Linked DNA regions of Homo sapiens: region 2 is linked to region 1. A link is a loop called in an ENCODE intact Hi-C map of the cell type or tissue named here. Cell type or tissue: PC-3. All regions are shown on one strand. Region 1 overlaps LTBP1 (latent transforming growth factor beta binding protein 1). Region 2 overlaps LTBP1 (latent transforming growth factor beta binding protein 1).

Region 1 (8,000 bases):
AAAGATTACTCTGGATTCTTACCTGTGGAACTGCCCACATCAGTACTAGTGATCTCATCTGAGTTTCCTTCTTGGAGGGTTTTCCAGGACTGGGGCTGCCTGGTGAAGTAATAGATTTGATATTAATTTTTATTTACATAGCACCTTTCTTGAGGAACACAGAGCAGTCTATGGGCATTATTTTAATAGTCCAGGAGGAGTTAAGCAAGCCTGGAGAGCTGAACAATAAAGTCCTGTTATTCTAAGCATTATTTAATATTTTTATGATTTGTCCTTCAAAGAATTCTTGGCCTTCGGGTAAGCGATGGACTGCAAGTGGGAGAATGAACTGTTAGCTCAGTCTCTCTCACACCCTGAAGAGTGTACACGTGACTTGTGTATTGAATCAGCCTGTAGGTCTCTTTAAACCGGGTGGTGGCTTTAAACCACAGAGAGGTTGCTTCTTCCCAGAGGATATTGCCTGTGCTGGTTGGTCCCCATTGTTTAAGTTGGATGCACGCTAATGTGCTGTTGCGGCATTCTGGACGAATGCTGAGGAGACTGTATTTGTTCATGACATCTGATGTGAGTCTTGAACTTGTTACATTTATTTCTCTGCTTTTGGTCACATCTTGGTCTGATGACCAAACAAGGCAACTGTGCCCTTTTCTAGACTGATGTCTGTTTGTCAAGCACAGTTTTCACATTTTTATATTTTTCTCTATTGTTAACAACCCCGAAGCAGAAATGAAAGCTTTTTATCACGGGAGGAGGGGTATCGGCTTCACTTCCATCCCATTCACCATTCACTCTGAATATCTGTGGTTTGTTTTAAACCGAGTGCCAGTGCCTCTTCTTGGAGGTATAAATTTGCACAGGGTCTGGCAGACGCTGCAGACAGGATGTTGACTCTTGAGTGTCTTGACTGACTAGGAGGCCCAATGGCGGTGCTGCATGGCTCCAGGCAATCTGTGCCTCTAGCCAAGGCCTCCAAAACCCAAAGTTTTAAAGTGCTTGCTTAAGATTTTGGGGGCTGATTCACCTAAAGGGATCTAAAAATTGCATTTTTTTTCCTCCAAAGGACCAAGCACAGAAGTTGTGCCAGTGGTTTCCCTGTTAACTCCTGACTGGCCTGATTTTTGCTTCTCAGACTTATAATTCCTAATCACCTGGTAGGTGCCACTCGGGATGGTCTTCTGCCTCTGGTTAGTCCTGAGCTTGTTTTCTCACTGGTGCAGCAGGACCTTAGACCAAAATGACCTCCAGCATCCTGTGAGTCTTGGATCTCTGTGGGATCCGACAGTCACCCTTGCCCCATGCTTCGGGTTACTTTGTCTATTCCACAATTATTGGGTGCCTACTCTCTGCAAGGCATCAGGAGTCCTTGAATATTACCTTATTCAAGACATGCAAAGAAGATGCTTCTGATAGACCAAATGGCTTTTGCGGGAGAGCTTGTGTCTACTGTTAGTGAATTCCTACTAAATTCTTGAAAGGTGAGTGGTATTGCCTTCAGCGTGTCACATGTGAGGAATTTGAAGCTCAGAGCATGGATCTCTGTTTGATGAACTTTAAAACTTAAACTTTTTACACTATACCCTAAATATGTGGGAATGATTTTCAAGGAGTAGAGATGGGAGAACATATTTTCTAATCCATCCAGCATTTATGGAGATCCTGTTAGAGCTCTGGATAATAATCTAGTGTCAAAAGCAGTAGTGCATTTTCACTACCAATTTTGAGAAGATTGGCATGAAAACCTAAAGCTAATTATAATGAAGAAGTAAGTGCTTCATGGAGATGGGAGGACCCGCTTAGAATACAAGTGTCTGTTTTAGAATTAGATTACTTTATAGCAGAATGCTTGTAAAACACAAGCATTTTTATTTTTATATGAAATAAAATATAGCTTCTGCTTCCAAGAAGATGTGAACATTGTAAAAATCAGAATTAAGTCATATGAAACTGTCTCTGCCTTTTGAAAATCCAGATGATTCCAAGCCAAAAGAAATTTTTTTTTGGCAAAGAAATATAAGAAGTTTTTAATAACAATAGGCCCGGAGAATCTCCAGTGCTTATAAAGTGACTACTGTAGCTGGGAGGTGAAATGGGAATAATGATTAAGTGCTTGCTTTCTTTGGATGTCTCAGTTTGCCTAAGTGAGCATAATTTAGGTGACTGTGTGAGCATCTGTGTGGCAGCTGCTGGTGCTACAAGTTAATGCCAGAGAAGACAAAATAGTTGGCACACGGATTCTAATTTCATGATTGTACCAGGAGCCAGAAAAAGGAGGAGTTTATATTCTTTTGAAGTGGGAAAATGTTGTCTCTTTTTTTCTTGGGTTTCACACACTTGAACACACAAAGTATCCTCAAGATATTTGTAAGCATTTTCCGACAACTTAGATTATAAGCTGATTTGTTTGTGCTACTGTGAAAAAGCAAATCAAACTAGGTGAATTTTCTCTGCTGGTGAAATCAGGATTCTGTTGTTTTTTTTGAATTTCTAAGGTAGACTCCCAGATAACTTTAAAATGTCCTGTAAGCATTTAAAGGAGGGGTTACTGAAGTGTTTAAGTAAAGTTTGATTGGAACACAGCCATGCCCACTCATTTACATATTGTTTTTGACAGGCTGCTTTCCAGCTAAGCGGGTCCACAGAGTTGAATAGGAATAGAGTCCTTTTCGCCTACAATCCTAATATAGTTACAATTTGGCCCTTTGTAGAAAAAGTTTGCTAGCCCTCGATTTAAAGTATTGACTGATAGTAGCATCCTATTGGATGTCATTTTGCAAGGTGCCAGAAGGTCTGCTTGGCCACTAGGACATCTTGCCATTTCAGACAACATGTCTTGATCCTCCAGGGTTAGAACCACCGGTGAAGGAGAAACTGTCCTGGAAAACCATTTGAAAAGAATGGAGGGCTTTCTCCTCCAGAGGAATAATTTTTCTTCTTCTAAGTGAGATGACCAACCCAGCTGATGGGTTCAAGTCCTAATTTTAGCTTTCTTTGATTAAGTGGCATTTATCTCAAAGATAACTTATTTGAAGGGCTGTCATGTGGAAGAGGCATTAGATTGTGAGGCCATGGGGAACCAAATTAGGATTAATGTGTGCAAGTTACTGTGAGGCCAGATTTCAGCTCAATAAAAAATAGTACTTGCTGGGAACTGCCATAACTATCATGTGCTTTTGTGGGTAATGAGCTGCCCGTCACTAGAGATTTTCAAGTAAAGGTTACACGACCACTTGATACGTGGAATGCAAACAGTGGATGAGAGATGGTTGCGTTAGAAAACCTCTGGGGCCCCATTCCAACCCTGAAATTGGAATGGCTTCTTTGGTTAAAGTTCTTTGTTTCCAAGCTCAGCTTATGACCACAGTTTTAATTTGTTGAGGGTCTTATAGAGGCATCTTGGGATGATTTTCTGAAAATATAATATTAGCCAAACCAAAGCAGTATAAAGAGAGACAAGCTTTTCTGGTGGGCAAAGATGGTATAAAAAAGGCTGGCCCAGAGCCTCTCTCCCCTTTGGCCACTCCAGTCATGGAGTGGCGTCAGAAGGGCACTGCTTCTTGACGGCCTTAAAGCCTGACAGATGACTGGCTGTCTTCAGCTACTGCTACCATCTTTGCTTTCTGCCTAGTCTCCTGGAAAGAGGAAGGACCTGGCTAGGGGCCTATCGCAGATGTAGCAATCAAAACAGTGTGTGTCTTGCAATTTGCCAGAGAGTTCAGGTTGCGATCCAGCAGTGAAGGGCAGGTCTGGGTGAAGCAGAACTGCACAGAGACAGTGCAGTTCTGCCGTCATAGCACAAAAGCAGCCATAGACAGTACAGAAATGAATGAGGGTGGCTGTGTTCCAGTAAAGCTTTATTTACAAAAGCAGGCAGCAAGCTGGATTGGGTCCCTGAACTGTAGCTTGCTGACCTCTGATAGAGACGTTGAAAGTTAGAAGTGTGTAGAAAATGCCAGTTTCAATTCTCTCAAGTTTTGGAAAAACTGAACTGAACTGGACTGAAATGGCATGTCCGGAGTCACACCGTGGTTGAGCTGGGATTGTAAACCAGGATATACTTTTAGTCTAGGGCTTATTTTGTGATACCACATAGCCTCGGCTGTGTGGTCAGGTGATAGCATTTCGTTTTTAAGAGAAGGCCACGCTAATGAAAGAAAGCTCCATCCCCAGTGGCTACTCCAGGTGGTCTATGAATAGAGACAGTGAGAGCCCAAGGGTGTTATTTTTAGGGAGGCAACCATTTATCCCTGTGACCTGGCTTACCCCTTTAAAGATGGGCCCCGTTCACAGGAAAACAAAATATATGTTGCCTAAATTCTTATGGAGAAATAGTGCCCTGGAGTTGTGAAAAAGAAATGGGCTCCCGCAGCTGCGTCACAGCATTTGATCACTTCAGCCGAGAGTGCCAGGAGATTTGAGACAGATGTTTTCAGACATGCCGCATGCCTAAAACATTTCCAGGGGTCGGGCTGCAAATAGTGACTTAATAAGTGGAGAAACAGGGAAAGTATGCAAGTTGAGGACACAAGAGTTTATTCACCGCTAGGTGCACGGCCAACCCCTTTGCATTACATCTGCCTGTCAGGGTTGGCTCTTTAATCTGTCGTGCCCTCGGTATTGCTCTTTGTCTGCCCGTGAATAAAGTGCAGCATTGTGGTTAGTAATCCCACTCCAGTGACTCGACTTCAAATGTGGTTTTGGAGTGCATCCCAGAGTTCTGTTTGCTAAGCTTCCTACTCCTGTTTCAGAGACACCACTGAATACAGAGCAGCGAGCACTGAAGGCTTCCCTCTTTCCTTAAACCTGTCGGGTTGTGGGCTCTCTCTTTTCCCCTCTTGCTCCTTTCTTTTCTTTTTTTCTGTTTTTTTAAACCTTCCAAGGCAAGTTCATGGATACTAAGCTGATGTGTTTGTTGTTCTTTTTCTCCCTGCCTCCGCTCCTAGTGAGTAACCACACTGGCCGCATCAAGGTGGTCTTTACTCCGAGCATCTGTAAAGTGACCTGCACCAAGGGCAGCTGTCAGAACAGCTGTGAGAAGGGGAACACCACCACTCTCATTAGTGAGAATGGTCATGCTGCCGACACCCTGACGGCCACGAACTTCCGAGTGGGTGAGTTCCTCCACGGTCCCTAACTGTCCTTACTGAGTCGAGTTTTATGAGATTGTAGCATTTAGACACCCCCTCCATTCACACTGCTGTCTGCTTCAATGGGTGTCTGTCTATGAGTACGAGTATGTTTCTTTCATGGGATCTTTTAAATTGCTTTTGGAATAATTTTTAACCTGATTCTTGGTTTCTTAGGGGAATGGCAACTAGAATATTTTCCCTTATTGCTTAGCATTTACACAGCCATGTGGTAATGGGAATATATATAGTAGAAGAGAAGAGAGTAGGTTTTAGATTTAGACCCTAAGGCATGACTTGTGCTGATAAGCTTCAAATTTTATCAGCCCAGTGATAAGTGGAATTTGTCTTAGATTTGACTCATGTAATAAATTTTGGAAGGTGGTGATGAAATTTGAAGTTTTTACTTCAAAAATAGCCAAGCTCTAAAACAAAACTCCGAGGATTGTCAAAAACCTGTACTTGGTTGTAGAAAAGGATACAGAGTTGCATCTTTTGCCACGTTTCTGCTCCGTCTCACAAGACTGAATATAAATTGATATATAACGTGGATTTGGGGAAGACAGACTGGTAGATTACTCTCAGTACTCCTTTTTTACGTGGATTTGGGGAAGACAGACTGGTAGATTACTCTCAGTACTCCTTTAAGTTAATTTAAATATGAAGTAGTAGTTGCTGTCTGCAAGAAAGCCTTGTTGGTTCATTTTGAATTTTTGTTTTTTACTTTTTTGCAAATGGAGAAAGGATTGTGGTCCACGGAATGCTGTCATGTTGCCATGTTGTCATGCAATACAGTATTTTTGTCGCAGAAAAATGTCTTTTATTATTTTTTGACCAATTATGGTTTGCCATGTGTACTCAAATAATCGCAGACACCCACGTTACTTTCTGAGTTACTCACAAGAATAACCCAAATGTCAGACAGATAATAACACTGGCTAGATCTGGTCTTTTTATGGAATATTGCTGTTTAGTCTTGGAAGTGTGTGTCTGGGGGGGTGGTAGGAGAAGGGGTGTCTGTGTCAAACTGATTTACATCAAGACAAAATAAAGGGACAGCTTGAAGTTCTTATTAGATCTTTGATTATTCTGCTGTTTTATTGTGACTCCCAATCCTTAGGAGGTCAAAGCATATTTTTGATCGTCTGTACTTGGAAAAAATATGTGCCCATAGATACGATTTAAAAGGGCATTGTGAGTTTCCTGGCTATGATAGGGGTACTCTGGGCATAGTTTTTAAAAGAATTTAGCCATTAGGTGCCAAATGGCACATTATGCTTTGCAGGGCAGGGAGCCAAGTCTAATGGGAAGTGAACTGATGATCAGGAAACTGGATTCTGGTCCCGGTCCTGCCACTAACTAGCTAATCCGTAGGGCATGCCAGTTAATATTTCTGGGCCTCAGTTTTTCTCATTCATAAAATAAATGGGATTGTATTTAATGACCTCTAAAATTTAGTCCATCTCTAAGATCATATGACTTTTTATCAGCAATAAGTAATACTATTTTCTGGCTTAAAAAAATTTTTTTTTTTGGAGGGCCACAGACAAGGAGGGGAAAAGAAAAGGCAATTCCAGTAGACTATCATGAGTCTGATGGCTTTTCACCACTTTATCTTTCTTGGTTGCCTTCCTTACTCACTGCTCCTTTCCCTCCTTGTGTTTATTGTAAATCTTTACAGTAGCAATGACAAAATAATCAAATGGGTGGTAATTTTTTGGCTTCCAGTGTATTCATTTTGAAACTAAATATTTTGAAGGCTTTGAGAAACAGAGGAAGTCTACTTGTTGAAACACACCACACACTTTCCTTGCTGGCACTGAACCAGATGTTTAGGAACAGAATATACATAGCCTACTCAAAATGCAAAATGAAGCAAAATTATTTACAAAAGCATTTCAAAAGCAGAACTCCACTCTCCATATAGGATCGGCAGAGCAGTTTAATTTTTTGAAAAGTAGAGGATGGGGTGAGAAGGACCCATAGTAATAAATAGTTTCACATTGGAAATTGTGGGAAACATTTCATTTATATTCTGAGCTATTTCCCTCTCCTGTTTAACGTTTTATTTCAAATATTGGATAGTTTGAGGGACAATTTTTATGATATTTCTTTCTTTAAGAATGGTAATTTTATAGAACTTATAGACTGTGATCCTTTGAAAATACAGAAAAATTCAAAAACGTTTATGCATATATCTTTTTGGGACTTTACTGGTTTAGTGTAATTTTATTATTTGCAAAAAGTGATTTTCTGATTTTTTTCTTCTCTCTTTGTACTTGTTTATAGAATACTAAATCTTTTGACAAAAAAGACCTATTTGGAAAATAGTTTAAAATTTGGGAAAAATTCAAAATTTACTGTCACTTGTCAGCTACTCCCTTTGATCTCTAATATTTGTTGGTACTTAAAGGTGAGGGCTGGCAAACTCTTTTTGTAAAGGGCCAGATAGTATAAAATATGTTTTAGACTTTGTGGGCCATACAGTTTCTGTTACAGCTACTCAACCCTGCCATCATCGTGTGAAAGCAGCCAGAGACAATATGAACAAGAATAGGTGTGGCTGTGTTACAAAAACATTTGTTGGGCTGAATTTGGCTTGAGTGCCATTCTCTAAGGAGTCAACATAATCCAGGGAAAATTATATGGACTTCATAATTAGTTTTGATAATCAGAATAACAGAAATAATTTCCAACATTTGCATGGTGATTTACAGTTTTTGTTTGTTTGTTTGTTTGTTTGTTTGTTTGAGGATGTGGAACAGACATGATCATCACCATTTTTTCAATACGGAAACTTAGGTTCAGAGTGTTAATTAAGTGAGCTTGCTTTAGTTTCTTGGCAAGTCAGTTAGCTATGCCTAGAACCTAGATATC
Region 2 (8,000 bases), 81 kb before region 1:
GATTAGAAGTGGTTATTAAAGTTAAATGTTGACCAGGCACATTGATGCCTAATAGCATTGCTTTCCACAGCAAAGTACTCACACTCAGAGGAGCATGAGACATTCCACTAAGGCTGCAAGAAGAAAAAAAAGAATAGATGTTGTACTTATGTTTACTTCTGTCTAAAAATAGAAATCAACCTGTATAATAGTCGACATCCAGACTGACCCTGGTCCTTCCTGTGGTCCAGATGCCAGAAGATCTGCAGCCTTGCTCACAGCTGGACATTTCGAGGGAAGCGTGTGTGCTCCGTTGACAGGGGCTGACTCTTCAGAGAGGATTATCTCTACCTGATTAGGTAGACTTACAGATGATAGGATATTAAATAGCCAAAAAATCTTACAGTATTTAATAATGAGATTGAGAATGATGCTGATAATCTCTAATACCACAGATGCTAATGAGCAGATATCTTAAAGGAACTGTTGAATGTGAGTTAAGAATGTTTTTTATAAAAGACAAACATTTTGAAATTGCTGGCCTTCTGCATGATATTTAGCTATGAGTGGTCTTGTTGCCCTGCAGATAATTTAAAAGTTAATACTCATAATCTGTCCTTTCAAAGTAGAGGTGATACATTAACAATGAATAAGAAAGTAACCTTTAAAAAAATCTGGTGATCTGGTGCTACACAGAGAGCACTTGTAAAATAAATGTACAGAAATAGTTCCATTGTGACATGATTTTCATTCCTAAAAACAATAGGTGTGCGTTACATGTTAACTCATATTTGCATACTTAAAAATATTGGAAACAAACTAAAATCTTCCGGAGAGTTTAAAACCCAATAAAAATTTGTCAAAATGTAACATTTTCCAATAAGTTTGTAAGACCAATGAAATGACATTGGGGAAAATGGAAAGTTACTAATTTTAGCCAAAAAGCTTTTGAGTAGTTAGTGTATGAGATTGAAATATGAGTGTTATGACTTTGTAAGTACATTTCTTCCATTTGCATCAATGTGTCTTTTTCAAATATCTCTTTTGAGCTAGGCCGGACACTAAAACTAAATATTAACATATACTGGACTTAAAATGAGACCTCTGAATTGCCATATCAGTAAGTGTTAAACCAAGATTAAAAAAATGAAACCCATTCAATCATGCCGCAGTCACTAAGAAACATTTTTAGTGATAAAAAGGGTTAATAAAGGAAAACTACTTAAAAAAATTTAAATTTCATTTTTATCTCAGCCTTCCAAATTTCTATTTTTGAGTATGTTTTGTGATGTACATATTGTATAGACAGTGTAGTTTTAGAATATATACTCAATCAGAAGTGTTAACAGCAAAGCTAGAAGGAACTTTGAGATTCTCTAATCCTGGTATAGAACATGCATATAATTTGTAAATAATGTATATTTTGGAGGTTAGGCTTTTTTTTTTCTTTTTTTTTGTTTTGAATGAGACAGAGTCTTGCTTTGTTGCTCAGCCTGGAGTGCAGTGGTGTGATCACAGCTCACTGCAGCCTGGGACTCCTGGGCTCAAGCGATCCTCCCACCTCATCCTCCTGAGTAGCTGGAACTATAGGTGTGGGCCACTGCGCCCAGCCAATTTTTACAAATTTTGTGTAGAGCCAGCATCTTGCTTTGTTGCCTAGGTTGGTCTCGAACTCCCGGCCTCAAGCGATCTTCCTGCCTTGGCCTCCCAAAGTGCTGGGATTATAGGCGTAAGCATTTTTTTTTTTTTCTTTTCTTTTCTTTTTTTTTTTTTTCCCTAGAACGGTGTATGATCCAAATAGGTGGCCATTGGTCTACAGACAAAAACCTGCTGAGAACCTTTTAATAAAATCATCCTGGTTTCTGAGGGGTTGAGGAATGTTCTGTTTCCAAGCCCAGGACTCTTAGAAACTATCTGTAGCACATTCAGGTGACAATATGGGTTGAGATGTATCTATAGGACCTAACAGGTAGAGGAACTTCTATTCTTTGAGTAGATGTCAAAAGGTAAAAAGTAGGATCGGAATCTTTCTCCATGTGGAGAAATTTCAGATTCCAAGAAAGAGTACACACAACTCACCTGTACATTAGACACCAAAAAAATGCTCAAATTAATGAACTATTATGGAGTATTTAAAAACATAGAGAACTCTGCTTTAAAAAAAATAGGAGAGGATCCTTAAGTTTAAAGCAAAGTAGTACTTCAAAACTTCATTAATTTTGAAGTATTACTCTGCTACAGATAGTGTCTAAGAGTCCTGGGCCTGGAAACAGAACATTTGGGTTCAGGTTTCCTCTTTATTCCATTCTGGCTTTATGATCCTGGCAAATTATTGAAACTCTCTTTTTTTTTTTTTTGAGACCGAGTCTCGCTCTGTTGCCCAGGCTGGAGTGTAATGGCATGATCTCGGCTGACTGCAACCTCCGCCTCCCGGGTTCAAGCGATTCTCCTGCCTCAGCCTCCTGAGTAGCTGGGATTACAGGCGGGCATCACCATGCCCAGCTAATTTTTATATTTTTAGTAGAGACAGGGTTTCGCCAGACTGGTCTCGAACTCCTGACCTTGTGATCCACCCACCTTGGCCTCCCAAAGTGCTGGGATTATAGGTGTGAGCCACCGCGCCCGGCCTGAAACTCTTGAGGTTTCCTCAGCCAGAAAATGAGCATGGTAATTCTTCACACCATGATTGTGAAGCTCCATGAGTTGGGGCAGAAGGAAGTGCTGTAAAAACTATAGTCCCCGCCCGTTGTGGTGGCTTGTGCCTGTGATCACAGCGCTTTAGGAGGCTGAAGGAAGAGAATCATTTGAGGCCAAGAGTTCGAGACCAGCCTGGTCAATGTAGGCAGACCCAGTCTCTACAAAAAATACAAAAATTGGCTGGGTGTGGTGGTGTGTGCCTGTTGTTCTAGCTACTTGGGAGACTGAAGTGGGGGGATTACTTGAGTCCAGGAGTTTGAGGCTGCATGAGCTGTGATTATGCCACTTTAACTCCAACCTGGGTTTCAGAGCAAGATCGTGTTTCTAAAATAAGAAAAAAAACACACACACACACAAAACTGTAGTCCTCTGCAATATTACTGAGTGAGGATTGCCCGAGACTTGAGAGGCAGTTAGGCAGCCCCCTTCATTCTGACTGTGGTGGTCCTCTCCTAATTGAGACTGAGAATTCTCTAGATGTGCCTGTTAAATATTTGCATGGCCCCGGAGTGCCATTCAGAGCTGGATTTTGTTTCTGATGGCTCAGTTGCCCTTGAGGCTGCTCTTGGGTTCCCAGTGCTTGTGTTGCCAAGTTGTGTGAAGTGTGCAGAGCTGCTCTGGGTTTGCAGAGCTGGCTTCATGTGTTGTGGAGAGGGCCCTGAGATGTTGGTGACTCATTCAAAGCCACTTTATGTCTGCTTCTACATCTTGCTCAATCTGCTAGGCTTACTACCATCTAAGTCCTAGAAGGCCTATCAACTCTCCCCAGGAAATGTAGAACCCAAAGACATAGGCACATACTTTCATTTCCTTTTTAAATGAATACAGTCTCTTTAAAAGTTTTATTTGAATACCGATCCATGGTTTGCACAAGCCATTTGAATTTTAAACAGATGTGTGTGCAAAGCTGGGAGTCAGCATTGCATGTCTCAGTCAAGTTTTATAGTCATTGACTTTTAGGGTTACAGCCTGGTCTCATAGCTGTGCCTTGGGTGGAAAGGCTGGTAAGGACTTCGATGTACTTTCCTGTCCAGAGTTTTGAGACTTTAGCCAGGACTAGGGCAGCTTTCTGGGTGTCCAGTGGAGGGCCACGTCATTCGACCGTTGCTATGGGAAAAACCCATGAGCTCTCTCATTCCAAAGTTTACCGATTGCCAAATACTTGGGTGTGTGGTATTTGGAAAAAATATTTAGTGATGCAGTGATTCTTTGAAGAGGTGTCCTCTAATGTTTACTTTTTAAAATGGTAAACCAATTTTAATATTGTTCATACCTAGCTAAGACTGAATTAGATTATTTAAACATATTTAAACATCATCTCTGTAAGTGAATGGGAAAATAGGAACCAGACCAAACCCCTATTATTGAACGCTAAGAGAAATGGATTTTTTTAAAAACCGAAATAATTAAAATCTAGTGTTACATGTGAGTCTAGGGACTGGATTTACTATTTGGCAACTACATATTTTGTTGGCAATAAACTTATTGTCTAAAAGAAAATGCGTAGAGCCAAGATAGAGGCCCAAGTAAAGAAGAAAGTGTGATCCTAAGGGAAATTGGTTTATTGAGGAGAATGTATCTTCATATACTATTTGTAAGTTTTCTGTATGGAGGATTTCTCCCTTTTCACCCTTGTATTTATTTAATCGTTTAGTTGTAGTACCTTAGCCTCATTTGTTTTATTCTTCAGGTTATATTATTATTTTCTTGCTCAAATTGTTCCATCTTTAGTCATTGTAAGCTCTTTCAGGTTGACTCCCGGATCAAAATATAGTTTTTAAAACAGGCTTTTTTTTTTTTGAGATGGAGTCTCACTCTTGTCACCCAGGCTGGAGTGCAGTGGTGTGATCTCGGCTCACTGCAACCTCTGCCTTCTGGGTGTAAGCGATTCTCTTGCGTCAGCCTCCCGAGTAGGATTACAGGTGCATACCACCACACCCAGCTAATTTTTGCATTTTTAATCGAGACGGGGTTTCACTATGTTGGTCAGGCTCGTCTTGAACTCCTGACCTCAAGTGATCTGCCTGCCTCAGCCTCCCAAAGTGCTGGAATTACAGGCGTAAGCCACCGCGCCTGGCCTAAAAGATTTCAGTTTTTAAGGGCAGTTTTAGGTTCACAGCAAAATTGGAGAGGAAGGTCCAGACTTCCTATATACCCTGGCCCCTGCAACCCCTCTCCCCGTCCCATAGGCATAGCTTCTCCCATTGTCAACATCTACCAGAGTGGTACATTTGCTACAAATGATGAACCTACATTGACACATCATTATTCCCCAAAGTCCTAGGGTTCACCCTTGGTTTTGTACATTCTGTGGGTTTGGACAAATGTATAATGACATCTATCTATCATTATAGTATCATAATGAGTATTATTGAAAGGTGACAGCGTGCTGGCAGCCCTCGCAGCCCTCGCTCGCTCTCGGTGCTTCCTCGGCCTCGGCGCCCAGTCTACTAGATGAGTATTTGCCGTCTGGGTTTCCTTGATTAGAGGGGCCTGGCTATTTTGCTGTATCCGGGGATCCATAGTCGGCAAAAGCCAGTAATTCCAAGGAACCCCCACAAACTGTTTTAATGTCTTAGGGCAAGGATAAGCCAGTATAGGCTTTATTCATTCCTTGCTGAGGGCCCTGGTCCCTCTGGCTAAGATTAGGCCTAGATATTTGACCTGCTGTAGGCAAAGCAGGGCCTTCGACCTAGACACCTTGTACCCTTGATTAGCTAGAAAGTTCAAGAGATCTAGAGTAGCCTGCTGGCACGAGGCTTCCAAACTGGTAGCCAAAATTAAATCATCCACATATTGAAGGACCAGAGTGCCTGGACTTGAGAAGTGGCCTAGATCTTGGGCCAGTGCCTGACCAAATAACAGGTGAGGGCTATCCCTAAACCCCTGGGGCAAGACCATCCACATAAGTTGGGACGTGTGATCTGTGGGATCCTCAAAGGCAAAGAGGAACTGGGAGTCAGAGTGCAGGACAATACAGAAGAAGGATCCTCGAAGTCCAGAACTGTGAACCATTCTGTTTCCTCTGGTATTTGAGAGACCAGGGTATAGGGGTTGGGTACAACTGGATATAGAGGAATTACTGCCTCACTGATGAGTCTAAGATCTTGCACTAGTCTCCACTGACCGTTCGGTTTTTGTACTCCTAGAATTGGGGTGTTGCAGGGACTGCTGCATTTCCTTACTCAGCCTTGAGCTTTCAAATGTTTAATAATATTCTGTAATCCTTTATGAGCTTCAGGCCTTAAGGGATATTGCCTTTGATAAGGAAAAATGGTGGGATCTTTTAACCTGATTTGGACTGGGCGGGCATTTTTTAGCCTTCCAAATTGTCCTTCCAATGCCCAGACTTCAGGGTTGATTCCCTCCTCAAGTAGGGGACAACAAATGGGTAACTTGTTCCCCATATTCATGTAGATAATAGCTCCAGCCTTGGCTAATATATCCCTCCCTAATAAGGTGTGGGACTTACAGGCATAACAAGAAAGGCATGTGAAAAGAGCAAAGTCTCCCAATTAAAACTGAGGAGGTGTGAGAAACACCTGGTTACAGGCTGTCCCAGGATTCCTTGGGTGGTAACGGACCTTGAGGACAGTCGTCCAGGACAGGAGATTAACACTGAGAAGGCCGCACCAGTGTCCAGGAGGAAGTCAATTTCCTGGCCCTCAGTAGTTAAATGTACCCGGGGCTCAGTGAGGGTGATGACATGAGCCGGTGTTTGCCCCAGGCACCCTCAGTCCTGTTGTTGGATCATCTGGTTGGGGGCTTCTGACCCAGGGAACCTTCATCCTCTGGAGCAGTGCACCTTCCAGTGATTGCCTCGGCATAGTGGACATGGACGAGGGGGCAGCTTTTTCTCACTGGACAGTCTTTTTTAAGGTGTCCTAGTAAACCACACTGATAACAAGCCCCACCAGATGATTGGCCTGCTCCATTTTCTGTCCTCTCTGAACCACCAAGGTTTGTTTGTCTGAGGGCCATGACTAAGGCTGCAGCCTTTCTCTGATCTCGCTTTTCCTTTTGGGCCTGTTCCTCTTGGTCCTTATTATAGAACACCGAGGTTGCAAGGTTTAACGATGCCTCTAGATTTTGTTCAGGGCCCAGGGCTTGCCTTTGGAGCTTTCTCCTGATATCTGTGGCTGATTGGGTATTAAACTTATCTTTTAGAATCAATTGACCCTCGAGTGATTCGGGTGACAGGGGAGTATGTTTTCTTAAGGCCTCCCATAGCCACTCGAGGAAGGCAGAAGAATTTTCTTCCTTTCCCTGAGTTATGGTGGACATCATTGAATAATTCATGGGCTTTTTTTCTAATTCTCCTTAGTCCTTCTAGAACACAGGTCAACAGATGTTTACAACTCCAGTCCCCATGATCTGAGTCAAGGTCCCAGTGGGGATCCATACTGGGGATAGCTTGCTGACCAGTAGGGAATTTGTCCCTTTCTTTGGCTGTCATTCTATCATTTACTTGACTAAGATACCAGGTGTCTCCAAACTCTTGGGCTGCAGCTAAAGCCGCATTCTTTTCGTTAAAGGCCAGGGTTTGATCTAACAGTAGCATGACATCTCTCCAAGTGAGGTCAAAGGTTTGCCCTAGACCCTGTAGGACATCTATGTACCTATCAGGATCATCTGAAAACTTCCCCAGGTCTGCCTTCATCTGCTTTAAATCAGAGCAGGAGAAGGGGACATGTACCTGGGTAGGGCCAAATTCCCCTCCCCCTACAGCTTGAAGGGGACATAACCCATAGCCCGTGGGTTTTTGTGGTCCTTTGGAGATTTCTTTGCTTATTTCCTTCTGGGCAGGGGAGATGAGAGGATGATTATCATTAATAGGAAGGGGAGCTATAGGGAGGCTAGGATATGGGGGTAAGCTGAGAGGTCCTCCTGTGGGATGTAACTTGTAAGCTTTGCATAGTTGTGTATTCTCCCTCAATGAAAAGAAAGCTTGGACATAAGGTATTTCACTCCATTTGCCTTCCCTCTTACAGAAAAAGTCAAGCTGCAGGATGATAGTATTGTAATTTGTACTTCCCTCAGGTGGCCGTTTTTCCCCATCAGAGAGAGAATATTGGGGCCAAGCCGTAGCGCAGAAAAAAATGAGCCGCCTCTTTTTCAGGGTTTGTGGGTCGAATTGGTCCCAATAGCTTAGGATGCATTTCAAGGGTGAGCCTGTGATGCCTGAGTGTTTCCCATCTGAAAGACAAAACCGCCTGCAGTTTTGTTTTGTTTTGTTTGCATTTATTTGCTTTTGGCTTTGTGGCTTTCGGTTTTCTTTGGTAACAGAATGGCCTGGATGTTAGGCAAAATGCCGCCCTGGGCGA

What was found. Peaks named below come from ENCODE experiments on the same cell type or tissue, not always from the same donor. Only the 100,000 strongest peaks of a DNase experiment are listed, where the experiment ranks them.
Region 2: a loop joins it to region 1, with 3 times the contacts of the local background. A loop is called at or near these places in 8 of 110 quality-filtered maps.

Annotation. Positions count from the first base shown.
Region 1 is chr2:33,129,853-33,137,852 of GRCh38, forward strand. It overlaps LTBP1 (latent transforming growth factor beta binding protein 1), which reads left to right. Exons shown (of 34, transcript NM_206943.4): 5 at 4,941-5,108. Among named protein-coding and RNA genes, the nearest start is that of LTBP1, 190 kb to the left of the region's middle. In PC-3, a CTCF peak has its summit at 4,550; DNase peaks (open chromatin) are centred at 1,469 and 4,589; H3K4me3 peaks cover 4,212 bases; H3K27ac peaks cover 4,255 bases.
Region 2 is chr2:33,048,416-33,056,415 of GRCh38, forward strand. All of the region lies in intron 3 of LTBP1 (latent transforming growth factor beta binding protein 1), which reads left to right. It also overlaps the pseudogene H2ACP2. Among named protein-coding and RNA genes, the nearest start is that of LTBP1, 110 kb to the left of the region's middle. RefSeq lists an enhancer at 7,681-8,000. In PC-3, no CTCF peak of the experiment used is centred here; a DNase peak (open chromatin) is centred at 3,786; H3K27ac peaks cover 1,613 bases.